Regions from separate parts of the Homo sapiens genome. Here region 2 is linked to region 1. The links are chromatin loops, found by intact Hi-C in ENCODE. Cell type or tissue: MCF 10A. All regions are shown on one strand. Each heading gives the region's core, and the rest is flanking DNA. Links, peaks and the distances in the headings are about the cores only.

Region 1 (7,496 bases), core at 1,698-4,197:
TGGAAGGCTGAGGCATGAGAATAATTTGAACCTGGGGGGCAGAGGTTGTAGCGAGCCAAGATCACACCACTGCACTCCAGCCTGGGTAACAGAGCAAGACCCCATCTCAAAAAAAAAAAAAAATGACAGAGGATAAAACAAAAATGATTCCCCATGAATTTCAGGGCCCTGCGGGATCATGCTCAACCACATTCACCCAGTCCCCTGGGTCAGTTGGTTTGATATCACTTCAGGGTCACTGAGAGTAGGGCAGAGTCCTTAGGAGCGTGAACCTGGAATCCAGATTCAAGTCCAGCTCTGCCTTTTACTGGCTGTGGGACCTCACCCATGTCATCTGAATTCTCCATGCCTCAGTTTCCTTATCTGTAAAACAGGTCATGAAGAAGAAGGGTCATTTGTTTTTTAATGAAAATTTATGTATTAATATATTTAAAAATACTTTAACCATCATCTGGCATATATTAAGCCATATATATATATATATATATATATATATATAACACCTTAGATAACATTTTATTGTTAAATCATTTCAGATTTACAGAAAATTTGCAAAAATGTACAAAGAACTGCTCTAAGTTGCTCACCAAGATTCACTAGTTGTTTATATTTTGACATATTTGCTTTAGACATCATAGTTTTATTTTGCTATGTAACAAATTATCACAAATTTAGTATCTTAAAACAATACACTTTTATTACCTTGCAATTTCTATGGGTCAAGAGTACAGGTACAGGTTAGCAGAGATCTCTATTCAGGGTCTCACCAGGCTGACTTTAAGGTGTTAGCTGGAGCTATTCTCTCACCTGAGGCTAAGGGCCCTCTTCCAAGCTCACTTTTTACTGGTCAAATTTAGTTCCTTGTGGTTGTAGGACTCATGAGGTTCCCCATTTTCTCACCAGATATCAGCCAGGGATCAGGCTTAACTCCTAGAGGCTTCCTGGCATTTCCTGCTGAGTGGCTCTTCCCATACTCCCACAACATGTTGGCTTGCTCTCCAGCAGCATGGAGTCTTTCTGATGCTTCACCTTCATCTAATGGGCTCACCTGCTTAGGCAAGGTGCACCCAGGATCACTTCCCTTTGGATTAACTCAAAGTCAACTGATGAGTAATCAAATCATGGGAGTGGTCTCCCATCATATGCATACATTCTGCTCAAACCCATGGAGAAGCAATTAATTTCTACACCCTGTGTACCAGGGTGTAGAAAGCTTGGGAACTATCTTAGAATTCTACTATATTCATATTTTTTCCCGAGCTGTTTGAGAGTAAGATACAAACATAATGCCTCATCATCCCCAAATAATTTAGTATGTATTTTCTGTGATCTAGGACATTCTTTTACAGAACTATAGCATAATTAAAATCAGAATTTAACATTAGTATATTACTACTTAGAGACCTTACTCATGTGTTGTAAATTATCCCGAAATTATCCTTTATATTAAATATATATATGTATATATATGTGTGTGTATATATATATATGTATATATATGTATATATGTATATATATGTGTATATATGTATATATGTATATATATGTGTATATATGTATATATATGTGTATATATATGTGTATATATATATGTGTGTGTATATATATATATGTGTGTGTGTGTGTGTATATATATATATATATATATATATATATATGTGTGTGTGTGTATATATATATATATATTCCAGGAAACAATTCAATCACATATGTTGTATTTGATTATCATCATTCTTCAGTCTCTTTTAAATCTGGAATAGTTCCTTAATCTGTTTTGCTTTTTATGACCTTGACACTTTTGAAGAAGATAGGCCACTTGTTTTATAGAATAGCCCTCATTTGGATTTTGTCTGGTATTTCCTCATAATGAGAGGTAATTGATGCGTTTTCACCAGGAAAATTGTGGAAGTGAGGTTTTATCCTCCTCAGTGTATCATATCAAGAGACACATAATGTGAGTTTGTCCAGTTACTTATGATCATATGGTTAAGATGGTGTCTGCCAGATTCGTTGCCATAAAGTTAGTTTCCATATAGTTACTTCTACTAATTATTATCAAAAATAAGCATTGTCCAGGGAAAAAGAGTTGATAAAAAAAGCAAAAATAATGAATGATTGTTGCGCATTTCTCTACAGGCCACAAAGCACTTGGCACGTAAACCTTAGACAGTTAGAGAACTCATCTGAGTTTGGGCATCTGTCTACCAGGCTCCCAAACCCTTGTCTTTCAAGTGTCCTGTCCCTTGATTATGGAGTTCTCCCTCTTATCAAGATTCTCTCTCTCTCTGCTGAATGATTCTTAATACCACATCATTACACCTTAGTTTGTTTCATCAAAAAGTGTATCAACAACGTCTTCAAAAGAGTTGCTTACACTCACAGTCTTAATCTACTTGGCATAGCTCTGAGCAGGCTCCTGTCCTCAGCATACCAACAAGAACAAAACAGATCTTATTAAGGTCACCAAGACTCCCCATGACATTAAATCCAAAGGACATTTTTTTCTATCTTCATCATTTTTGATTATCAACGGAATCCAACACAGCCAGCCACAATCTCCTTGAAACATCCCCAATCTTGCCTTCTCTAGCAGCACATTTTGTGGGTTTCCTCCTGTCTCACTGGCTATTCCTTTGGAGTCTTAAACATTACCTGGGAGGGCCACTGGATTGACTCATCTCTGCTCCCCAGGGCCTCTCATCCTCCAGCAGGCTAGCCCAGGCAACTGCCCATGGCCCTGGCTGGGTTCCAAATGAGTAACAGCATGCAATGCCTCTTAAGCCTAAGCTTGTTTTGCCCCCCAAACCCCAACATTTCTGCAGCATTCTATAGGGCATAGTGAGTCACAGGGGAAGCCCTTATTCATAGGGAAGGAAATAGATTTGGGAAGACTTGCAAAGTCACATTTCAGAAGATGTAAATACAGGGAGCTGTGGAGAATTGGCACCATTCTTGAAATTAATCTATCTACTCTTAATCCACCAAAAATAATTCCAGGATAAGAATCATGAACTGTTCCTTCTGCTTTGTATCTGGGGTCAGGTACAGTTCCATGGTTCTCACAGCTCCTGACACATACTCAGATTTTCTCAAGTTTTTCTGTAAAAGACATCAGCTTCTCCCACACCTCTGCAATTTCCTCGTGATGTTGAACTTCATTGATTTCTCTTTTTGCCAGCCTTTGCATCACACCAAGTTCCAAGGCTGGTGAACAATGTGAGGAGGAAGTGGAGGTAAAGGGGGCACCTTGTAGGCACTCAGTCAAGCAATATGATCATGAGTTCAACTTCATTCAAATTTGAATCTTCTTTCTAACTTCACCCAGCTCAGATGAATTACTTTTTTTCTGCCATATTCACTTGTTCTTGTTGAAAAACTGAGATTATTTTTTCCTTTGGTTGAAGAATCCTCTGTCCCTCTATTATTTTGATTTATTTCTTTTCCTTCCTGAGTGATTTCTTTCTGAAGATAAGTCCAAATTTACAAGCCAAGTAGAATTAGAAATGAAGATTGTTTTTCTTCTTTTACTAAAAGAGAATATAACCAAACTGTACATGAATTGGAGAAGGGCTGCCCATCACATCCTTCCTGCAGATTACAGTATCCATGAAGGCCATGAGACCCACCTAAGCATCTTCTTTCTTGGAGTATCATTGGAATCTCCCAGGTTATTTAGAAATACACACGTCCAGTGACCCCTACCTATGGTAACCTTCTACCCTGGAGACATTGGATATTAAGAGGTGAGCTCTTCTGTAGGTTCTGGGATTCGAGATAGTAAGATATCCTATTCTACAGGAGACAGCCTCTCCTTGAAGACAGATGGGTGTAACAGTCACAAAGCAATGATAAAAGTTCAGTCCCACATGTCACCAGAAGTGTTCTAAGGGCATCCATGAAGGTGGGGAGGAAAAGTGAGGTATGGGACATAAGACCAACCGCTCTATGAGTGGTTCAAGGTTCAGGTAGCTTTTGACAGTGTTTATGAGCTGTGTGAGGGTGAAGAAGTCCCTTTCAATAGAGAGGAGATACAGTAGTGCAGTCATATTTGACCTTTCAAAAAATGTGGGATAGCATATAAAATATGCTACCTATTTTGTAAGAAAGGGGAAAGTAAAAATCTATGTTTGAATGCGCTTGTGTGTGCTAAAAATCTTGGATGATTACATGAGAAACTAAGAACAAGGATTATCCAATCAGAGTCTTGGTATATGGGACCAGAAGGGAGATAATTTTACAGATATAAATAATGGATAATTTTATTCTATATCTTTTGACATTTTCTATTTTTTGAACCATGTCTAAACTGCTCATTTAAAAATTTTAAGTTTGAGGATCTACACATAATATTAGCTCTACTCTTATCCATCTATAGAGAAAATATTTAAAGACAGACTGTTACTGTGAACTCAGCAAGATTTTTACATTAATTGTATTTTATCAATCACAGTAGCGTTTATCTGTTTGATATAGAATGGTGCAAATCACTTTAAGACAGACCATGTATGCGGGCCATGGATGATGCTTAGAGCATGTATGATTTGTGGACCCTGTAGTGACTCCTTCTCATGCCACTTCCCAGGGACATCATGGCCTTCTGCAAAGAGGTCTCTCTCTCTCTCTTTCTCTCTCTCTCTCTCTCTCTGGGTACCTGTGCATGTGTTGCAGGTGACCTGACATTCTTGGATCACTCTCCCAGAAAGCCATGTGTTGGACCCCTCCCTTTCTATCTTAAAATGCCCGATGTTAGAAGCTCATAGTAGTTGTAAAGGAGCTAATGTGATGCTTAAAAAGGGCTCAAAACATTGGTTCCCCCGCCCCCACCCCTCAGGGCCTGGGAAGTTTCCCTTTCTCTTTGGGAGAAAAGTTGCTTTTCATTTTTCACTTGTGCCTGTGTGTTCTCTGTTACGTTATTACTATTTCCATCAAAAAGCATTTTATAGTTCAATGTTTGGGGGAAATACAGTCCCATAAGCAGGCCCCTATTCAGGCCCCTATCCAGCCTCCTCGTCCTTTTGCCTCCTCACCCCTTCCTAGGGCCCATACCTTGCAGTGCCTTGTGTGAAATTTTCGAAGGCAGTCCTCACTCACAGCCCCACTTGGAATGTCACAAGCATTTAGCAGATTAAAGGCTCTGAAAAGCCCTGCAGTAAAGTAATGTTTAACTTCAATTAAACCACCCTCTCTCAAATTCACTTGACTGCTAAACTCTTTTTCAAAGAACACCTGTATGTATTCCAAAAAGTTCTGGATTAAATATTGTTAACCTCTCAAAGAACACAGGGTGGGGCCTATTTATCCTCTGTGTGCCTTCAAATCCCAGGAGGCTCAGGCCTTTTCTGCAATAAAAAATGTATTCATAACTCTTTAATTGCTCTCTTCCCTTCTTCCTCTCTGACTTATTTGTATAATATAAAGTTAGTGCGCTATATTTGAATAACATGGATAGAAATAAACTTTTAATGCCAGAACCTCCTCTCAAAAAAAAGTGGTAAAGCTAGAACTCTCACTGTAGTTGCCTGTAATTTAAAGTGAAAGGCTCCAAACAGGTGTTTCCCCTGGAAGAAATGTTCAAGCCTTGTTAAGAGTCTATAATATGTCAATATACACTGTTAAAAGAGATGACAGGTCATGTGCCACATGACAACAGTTTAGTCAAGATAGACTGCATATCAAATAGTGGTCCCATAAGATTATAATATTGTATTTTTAGGGTAGCTTTCCTATATTAGCTATGTTTAGATACACAAATACTTACCGTTGTGTTACAACTGCCTACAGTATTTGGTACAGCAACGTGCTGCCCCAGTGTGTAGTCCAGGAGCAATAGGCTAATGCCACATAGCCTGGGGGTGTAGCAGGTTCTACCATCTAGATTTGTGCAAGTACACTCCATGATGTTCACACAACAGCAAAATAGCCTAACAATGCATTTCTCAGAATATACTCACTCGGTTAAGCAACGTGTTTGTACTTTTCTTGTGACTTGAATCACTTCCGTTTTAAATCTGTAAGAAGCTGAAATACTATATCCTCTTTCTTTCTTTTAATAAACGAGTAGGAGACAGTGCACCTGGGCTCACTCGTCAGAGAGGCTGACCCATGTGAAAGGCAAGGAGTCCTGCCCCAGTCACTCATGCCTGTCGCCCATTATTTTAGTGAATTGTGGTGAAAACCCCAGCTCCATATAGGCTGGCTGTGTCTAGATGGTACAACTGAGTCAGCTGGGGAACACACAAGGCAGCATTGCAGACCATCATTGCAAAATAGCTGTGCATTCCTTCACCTGAGCTTTTGTGACGGGTGCATTGGGTTGGTAAAATGACTAAAATTATTCAGTTGCCCCTGTTCCGGTTGTAGAAAAATGCTCTTCACACAAGGAATGTTTTTGTGGTTTGCCACATTTGGAAATGTCAGCTACTTTGGAAATGCTGTATTTAGCCTCAAATCCCACACCCATTCAATGCTGTTAACCAGATCTCCAGGGTGTAGCGACAGTGCAAGTCCATGTATTTTGAGATCTATTAATACCTTTTGGTTACCAAGTGGCATTTGCTTCCCGTATATTGCCATGAAACAGAACAGCAAGGTCCAAGTTTGCCCTGGTTTATGAAAAGGACCTCATCGTACTGAGATAGTTTGTCAAAGTTAAAGTTAAAATCCCAGAGGGGCTTTCTTATTCTCCTGTCCTCCCATGAATTTTTGATGCATCAGAAAATCACATTTTAAAGGCATGAAAGTGGGGTGAAGCAACAATTTTCACCAGAACTGTGAGTGTGAAGGAGTGTGTGTGTGTGTGTGTATGTGTGTGTTTTGTTTCTCCAAGTCTGTTTAATGGGAATACTCAATGTTAAGTCTCCCAGTGGTGCCTGAACTTATATATGGTAATATTCACATAAATGCAATATGTGCTTCCCTTTTTTGACATATATATAACTTGTCATTTCATTTCTTGGGACTAATAGGCAAAACTAATATTTCTAGAGAAATCTGAGAAAGCATGTGTGTGCTGTATACACGTGTATGTCCCCAGAGTGTTTTATTGCTTAGAAACCAAAAGGGATCACAAGATTAGAATCTGTGCAGGGCAGCCTAACCTGACCCTGTTCATTGATTCATTCATTCATTCAGTGGGATTTGAGTGCCAACTGCATACCAGGACTATCTGGATGCTTCACTGAATAGAAACCACCCACTGGACTTATTTTGGGGGAGTTGGTAGGGAAAGGGGAGGATGACAGACCATGAAGACAATACTTGAGTAAATTGCTCTCGGCCCTCCTCTCACCCCAAGGGCCCTCTTGGGTAGGGAGGGGTTGGGAGGTCCTCTCCTTAAGGGAGGGGTCTCTCTCAAGCACCTTCCCCCTGTAGCTAAGCAACCCCCAACTAGACCATGTTACTTAAGGGCCTGGCTCAGGTCACCTGCCCCCTTCCCACAACCCCACTCTCCCCGAAATGCCAACCTCATCACTGTGCTGATTCATTCCAAGCCATCC
Region 2 (7,496 bases), core at 2,212-4,711, 760 kb after region 1:
ATATAAATACACACAAAATGTCTGCACAGAAACCCTGTTTTTGAAGGAAATGCCCTGTATTGTCAGTGAGTCAGACGTGGGCTGTGCTCCCAAACCTGGGTGGATTGTGCCCTCTGTGGCCCATCACTGCAGAGGGTGTCAGTGTGAGGAGGAAAAAAAGGGGAGTGGACAGGCTCTGGGCCACAGGCCCACTGCCCACTGTGGGACAGAGAGTGCTTCCCTGCTCTCAGGAGAAGAGAAAGCATGTTGCTCATGCACATAACACATTCACCTTATAGGGGGCCACTGGACTTCTAGCTTCCCAGACCTGGTTCATCTAAGGGAAAGCCATTTGTAGGGGCAGAAATGTTCCTAACTTCCTGTTCAGGGTCTCTTAATTCTATGGACATGAATGACGGCAAGGGCCATTATGCATTGATTCTGATGTGCAGAGTTCCAGTCTGAGCAGGACTATGCCTGTTGTACAGACTGGAAAGCTGTGACTTCAAGGGGTTAAGAAACCAGCCAGAGGCCGCACAACCAGCAAGCCGCAGAGGTGGACGGAGCCAGGCCGTTGGGTTCTGTTTGGGTTGTTTCTTGCTATTTAACAGACTGCCCTAAATCTCAGTGACTTAACACCCATTTTGTCACCTCTCTGGGTTGGGTAGGGTGGGGGCTCAGCTGGACACTTCTCCCGCTGTTTTTCTTGGGGTCTTTCCTGTAGTTTTAGCTCGATGGTGGAGGGGCCGGGGGTCATCTGGAGGTTAGACCAGGTGGAGGGGCCTCTCTTATTGTCTCCACATGTCCTGTCTTGTGGCCTCTCCAGAAGGGTGGCTCAGGGTTCCCAGGAATGAGTGATCCAGTGAGAAGCAGCAGCAGCTGTGGCCTCTCGCGGGCAGGCGGGAAACCGACACCGTTCACTGGTAGGTATTCTGCTGGTTAGGCGTGAGTCAGCGCCTGGCCCAGATTCCACCCTGGAGGGGCTGCACCAGGGCGTGAACTCTCGGGGCGTGGCTCCCCAACCCTCTTTAGAAACATTACCTTGAACACCATAGCTCAGAGCAGTAATCACCAGTCCACTGAGGCAGCAGAGGGGCCTACGGCTGGGACTGTGGGAACAGGGAAGCTGCACCCAGGGCTTCACCCACAGGCACCATCGCTTACTCTGCCTGGCTCGCGGGTCGGTGAAGGGAGTGGCTGCCCTTCTGCTCAGCTCGGTCTTTGTCCCATTATTTTCTCCATTTGTTCTGCTGAAGAGACAGCCAGGAGGCAGTGAAGTGGCCCCTCCAAGGTCAAGGCAGCATGCAAACCCCACCTGCCCGCTGAGCCTGACATTTATTTTATCACAATGGGTTTCAAGCAGGAAGATTGCCCTGTCCTGAGGACAGGACAGCCAGCTTCATGGGCACTTGACATGAAAACCTCCAGTGGCCTCAGTACCCAGGTGGGGGTGGGAGCACTGCAACCCTCAGGGCAAAACCAAGGAACATGAAGGTGTTGGGGATGCACCTGGGCCTCAGCCTGGCAAAGAGCCCAAGAAACACCCAGGTAGACTTTGGGAGTGGGAAAGACTCCACCCACGGTCTCCGAGAGAAGGAGGCTAATGGGGCAGGGGGTGAAGACAGGATAAATGAAGGAACGCAAGAAGCCTAAGGGGGAAGGTGGTTTGAGGGCTGAAGCCCAGGTTGAGACTAGAAGGCCAGGCAGAAGCATTCAGATCCCAGGTCCTGTAAATTCTTTCCCACTGGGGAAAGAATTTGTCCTACAGGAAGGCTGAGGAAAGGCTCTGCTGAGTCTATCTTCGCTTTGTTTTTTGCAAGAAAAGTTTTCCTTTTGTGAAAACTTATCATACAGATTGGGCCATTCTTGTCACACCCAACTAAAACACAGTCAAGAATCCAGTGGGGATAGCACCCAGAGCACAATACATTGCTCCAAAAATGTAATTATCTGTAGGCCTAGCAGCTGAAACTGCCTGCAGTAGCCTGAAACCAGTTTTATCTAAGACTCCTGAAATGACCTGCTGCAACTCTCAGACTAGCTTTGCCCATGGCTGTCACTTCCCAATCAGAGCTTGCCAGCTACTCAGAACCTTACTAGTGCTGGTGAAATTTCTCAAAGAGCAATGCATAACATTTCTTCTTTCTATAAAACCTCTGACCTTCTATTTGTTCTTCAGAGAGAGCACTTTTGATTCACGCTGGAAACTCTCTCCATCAGTTTGGTTTGCAAACTGATGTTGACATTAAAGCCCTCTCTTCGACTACCCAGCCATCCTGGTGGTCCTTTGGGTAACACTTGCTTCATGAGGCTGTACAATGGTCTAATAAGAGGGCAGAGGAAATTCATGGTAAGCCCTTTATCCCCAGGGACAGCTCCTGGCAGGACAGGTGCTGGAGGAGGGGGAAGGCTTTCTGTCCTTTTTCATTGCTTATCCCTTTTGTCTTGCCTGCATCTGATGTTGAGTTTGGTTTCTCAGATTAATATTTCTTTCCAGAGTAGCCAAAAAAATCATCTGCCACCGAGTTGGACTGGTTAGAGCACCCTCCCCTTGCATTTTTAATGATCTGACCAAATAATAATAATTCCCAAAGAGTCCTTAGAAATCCAGAGAGGTAGGTTTGCAAAATCAATGTTGAAAATGTCAGAACAGGCTTGCAAAATTCACATTACAAAAATTGCATGCAGCCCCCGCAATCAACTGAAGGCATCTGGCTGTTGCAGACACACCAGCCTCACCTGGCTTACCTCAGGTCTCCAATTTGCCCATCCATTTGCAGGGCTTCTCAAGCTCTCTGGGACCACCCAGCTGAAACAGAAGCACTGTGCTGTCCCCTGGGTAAGGAGGGAAGCCGGGCTGCTAGAATGACAAGGCATGGGAAAAAGGCCTGACTCCTGAAATATTGTTCATTCTCCAAAAGCTGTCTGATCAAGGATTTTCAGATGCATGAAGTCAAAGTTACCTACCCTTTTTCAGGGCAACGATATGGAAATGTAAGTCAAGATAAGCAGAGGAAAGGCAAAGAACTGTGAGGCCTGTGAGGGAGGCCAAAAAACATGCTCTGGCATAAGCCAGCAAGGGCAGCTTCTCAAGAAAAGAAATTCCGGCCCTTGACTCTTATGGACCCATTCTCTTTCTGTTGGCCTTAGACACAGAAACTAAGACACATGTTTAGTCAACGATGAATATATGAACATTAACATCAGACAAGATATTTGAAATTGAAAGTGACCTAGAAAATAAAACTATTGAGTGTATGATCATGTTAGACCCTACCTGCTGAAAAATTCCTTTAACAAGGGGTTGATTAAGTGGCATTTTAGAATTTAGAAAGCACTTCTCAGCTACAAAGATGATTGCTAGTTTCTTACCTAATCACAAAGAGGCACAGACTGGTGTTTTCTCTGTGGCTTTTACAGAGACCATAGTATATTATATACACAGCTCTACACTTAGTTTCTCTCTCTGAGCAAGAGTAGAGGGTTGCCTTGTTCTGTTAACGCTTTGGAGTGAGGTTAGCTTTGTGTGTGTGTAGGATTTATTCAGCTCTGGCCCCAGTCATTGGATAAAGGGTTTGCTATGATAAACATCTGAGCCTACATGCATGTATGGACACGTACAGGAAACGTCCTTACATGGGGACGCGTCAGGCACGTGGTGTTGGCATTCTTTACTTTGTGTGATGCTGCCAATCACCCTCTGTGAAGGTGGTGCTGGTTCACACTGCTCATCCTCACTTCATGGTGTGGGCACACTCCCTGGTGGGTCCCAACCTGCCGGGTGAAGCAGGAGCAACTCACTGCAGTTTTGAGTGCGTTTTTCTCATCTTTCCCTGTGTATAAGAGGCAGTTATTTGAACAATGAGATCACATGGACACAGGAAGGGGAATATCACACTCTGGGGACTGTGGTGGTGTGGGGGGAGGGGGGAGGGATAGCATTGGGAGATATACCTAATGCTAGATGACGAGTTAGTGGGTGCAGTGCACCAGCATGGCACATGTATACATATGTAACTAACCTGCACAATGTGCACATGTACCCTAAAACTTAAAGTATAATAATAAAAATAAATAAATAAATAAATAAATAAATAAATAAAGAGGCAGTTATTTTTCTGTTTCTGTCTCTATCCCTTGTCCATTTGCTGTGGAGTTGTTGATTTTTTAATCATGGATTAATAATAATAACTTGAAATAAAAAAACTAACCCCTTTGAATTTGATATATGATACAAATATATTTCACAGTATCATGTTTTAATTTTTTTAAGTTTTGTTTTATTAATATGTAGATTATTTCTATTTTATATGCAGTTAATGCATTAATTTTTTGGTTTTTATTTCTTGTCCCTTATTCATACTTCTCTTCTTTACCCCAAAATTATTTATTTTTCTAATTCTCCTACATTTCCTTCCAGTAAATTTATGATTTCACCTTTAGGTGAAATAGCATTATACTTAAATGCTATGTTATACCATATATATTTAAATGCTATATTAAAATGTCCATCCTGGACAAAGTCTGGAGCTCCTCAATCTCAGTTTTGTCTTCATGTTTTGCACAAGCTTTCTCTCTTTGTGTCTGGCTTACATTCTGCGTGTTGTTTTGGATGTGTGTGTTCCTCCTGCTTATTTGGACATTGTGAGTTCCATTTCTAGCTCATTTTGTTGTTACTCCTGTAACTCTATCCTTTGATGAGATAATGTACCCGTGATTTAGACAGAATTTTCGAAGCACTGTGCTTTTTCTATTTCCCTCCATCACCTGACCTTAGTTATGTTATTTTTAAAAATTCTTCTGGTGTTTACATCTGTTCTTTAAATATTAATTGATTTTATCAATTTGAATGGATTCCTTTTGGACCCTAGGAACAAGTATGGCATGTCCGAGGTATTCAGCTTATAACCAGGGCTTTCAAGATTACTTGAAAGGAAAACATTCAAAAATGTATTTTAAAAAATTGTTAAACAGGGAAGCATGAGACATTATGATGCAAACAGAGTGACCTAATGTTCTTAGCTAAGCAAGGGAGAGGTCCTCAGGGTCAGGTTTTCCAGGACGCAGTGCTACCCCAGCTTCCCTCCCCGCACCAGAGTGACTTTGGGGGCTGTCAGCCACACCCCACTCTGAGTCGGCCTAAGCTGAGTGTCAAGCATTGTGGACATGGCTGCAGCCAGCGGTCCTGGGTATGTCCCTCTGCTGACCACTTGACACCCAGTCCTGGTGGCTTTGACCGCAGCTTGGTCTTGGAGCTGTCCCCATGGCCCTCAGAGTCTCTGAAGGGAGGAATCCAGGAACACTACAGTAAACCAAAGCCCAGCTCTTTGCGAGGGCTGTGCTTCCATAAGTAAGGCACAGGCTGCGAAGTCCTCACCAGGAGTAGAGGTCCTCAAGAGACCCTCTCTGTCCTTTGTCCAGCCTCCTGGGCATCAGTGCCATCATCTCTGGGGACAGCGTGTATCTGTAGCTGTTCACTTTGTAAGCCTAATGCCCAGCATCTGTCTCCTGGGCATCTGTGTCCTGGGCATTAGGCTTAGAAAAACAAATGACAGGTGCCTCTGGCCTCTTGGGCCTCACAGTGTTTTGAGAACAGACACCTAGATAAGTGACAAAACGTCAAAGCTCCAAAGAGCAGCAGCAGGTGCAGGCAGGGGACCCTGACATAGAGATAGTGACTCTGCTTTCAGGGGGACACTGAAGAGTGTGATCTGAGGGGAGGTGGAGGGCTGAGCAAGCAGAGATTAGGCAGTGTTGGGATGGGGCCATTCCTCCAGCCTCCTGCCCACCATCTCACAACTCCAGTTTTTCCCACTTCCCGGTACCTCCTGTTAAAACCCTTTGAGACGGGACACATGATGAAAGCATTTGCACGGCCTTGGTCAGCTCGGACATCTGCCAAGGCTTGGATTCTCCTTTCATCAAAGCCAATGGATTCTGCACGCAGCTCCCAAGAGCTGGAAACAAAGTGGGAGAACCCTGTCTGGAGCAGTGTATTCATTCATGCGTGCATTCATTCAACGTGCATTTATCAAAGGGCCACTTTGATGTGCTGGAGATATAGGGATGAACAAACCGGACCAAGTCCTCCCCCGCACAGGGCTTGCCTTCTAGTGGGGTGGCAGCCAACATGAAATTAAACACAAGTATACTATCGAGTAGGTAAATGCTATGAACAAAAATGCAAAAAGCCAGATGCTCAAGGGCAGAGGCTGATGTTTTGGGTACGGTGGTTTGGGAAGGCCTCAGGAGCTCACCTTTGAGCACTAGGTGTGGCCAACATGTCGAGGGTAATGGGGTAGGTTTGACTAATCAACCACAAAAGAAGGCCTCTGACAGAACTTAGAGGAAGTAGCAAACGTTGCAGAAGGAACTAAGTTTGTCAAATCACAGCCTGTGTAGTATCTGGTCACAGAGAGAGTGGGTGGGCCAGGCCTGCATGGATCCTTGAGGAGAGGTCTTAGGCCGGCCGACAGCAGTCCAGGAAACATACCAGAGCAGTGCCCCTGGATAGGCTCTGGTCCAGCATGGGCTATGGTCCAACCCGGCCAGGGAAGCCCCCAGCCCCAGGCTGAAGGATGTACAGCAGGCGGCTTTCCTGGAAATGCTGGCTCGATCCAGGTCAGGTGCACGGAGTGAGGCCTAGTGGTGCCGTGAATGCCCACTCCTGCCACCAGCCCAACTCAGTGCAGAGGGGGACCTAGATACATTTGCTAGACAACAGGGTGCCAGGGCATTCTCTTCTCTTCTCATAACATAATATTTCCTGTACTATAGCTTACACTTCAGTAGGTGGCGAAGTCCACGTGAGCTAAGCATTCTGTGCAGTGGTGATTTTTGATGATTTCTGGTAGCAAATTGAGCCAATAAAATGTGACCACCATGAAGGTAAGAAGGTAATCAGGGTCTTTAGAGTCTTGAATGCATGGGTTATGAGCCCCACATTTCGGTCGCCTGTTAAATATCAGGCCTTTCTGGGTGATGGGCTGTCTAATATTCTTTCTTGCCTGTATTTTTCTACATTGTTTGAATTTTATATCTACACATGTATCGTTTAAAAGGGAAGCTCTTTTCCAAAATGCTAACACTCCTGTTTTCATAAGTATGATTTTCATAATCCCAAAGCAGGAAAAGCAGTCATCTCTGTGCTGAGCACTAGGGAAACCTCAGATGACTCAGCCCCATGGAAAGCAAGCCACTTCCTGCCGTGTTAAAGGAGACTGCGCTGACCTTCAAATCCAGCGAGTGGTGACACGGGTCTGTCAGCTAGTGTTAGGGATTGTGTAGTTATTTTTTATGAAGGACACAGGAAGCCAGAGAAAAGAGACATTCAGAAGGGAGAGAATTCTAGAAATTCATCACATTTTGTGGGAATCCTTAAAATAATAAGTTTGCAATAAAACTATTTTGAATCACTGAAAGTTTCACTTGTCTTTGGGATTCTATTATCTGGTAAAACAACAACAAAACAATCTCCTAACATCTTTTATTTCATGAGTTGTAGAACCAAGTTTAGA

The links. Hi-C counts contacts between places; a loop is a spot of excess contacts. Peaks named below come from ENCODE experiments on the same cell type or tissue, not always from the same donor. Only the 100,000 strongest peaks of a DNase experiment are listed, where the experiment ranks them.
Region 2: a loop joins it to region 1, with 5 times the contacts of the local background. A loop is called at or near these places in 2 of 110 quality-filtered maps.

Annotation. Positions count from the first base shown.
Region 1 is chr20:22,376,940-22,384,435 of GRCh38, forward strand. No RefSeq gene overlaps it. Among named protein-coding and RNA genes, the nearest start is that of LINC01427, 98 kb to the left of the region's middle. In MCF 10A, for the core only: no CTCF peak of the experiment used is centred there; a DNase peak (open chromatin) is centred at 2,742.
Region 2 is chr20:23,136,094-23,143,589 of GRCh38, forward strand. No RefSeq gene overlaps it. Among named protein-coding and RNA genes, the nearest start is that of LINC00656, 7.2 kb to the left of the region's middle. RefSeq lists enhancers at 340-1,539, 7,019-7,313. In MCF 10A, for the core only: no CTCF peak of the experiment used is centred there; a DNase peak (open chromatin) is centred at 3,618.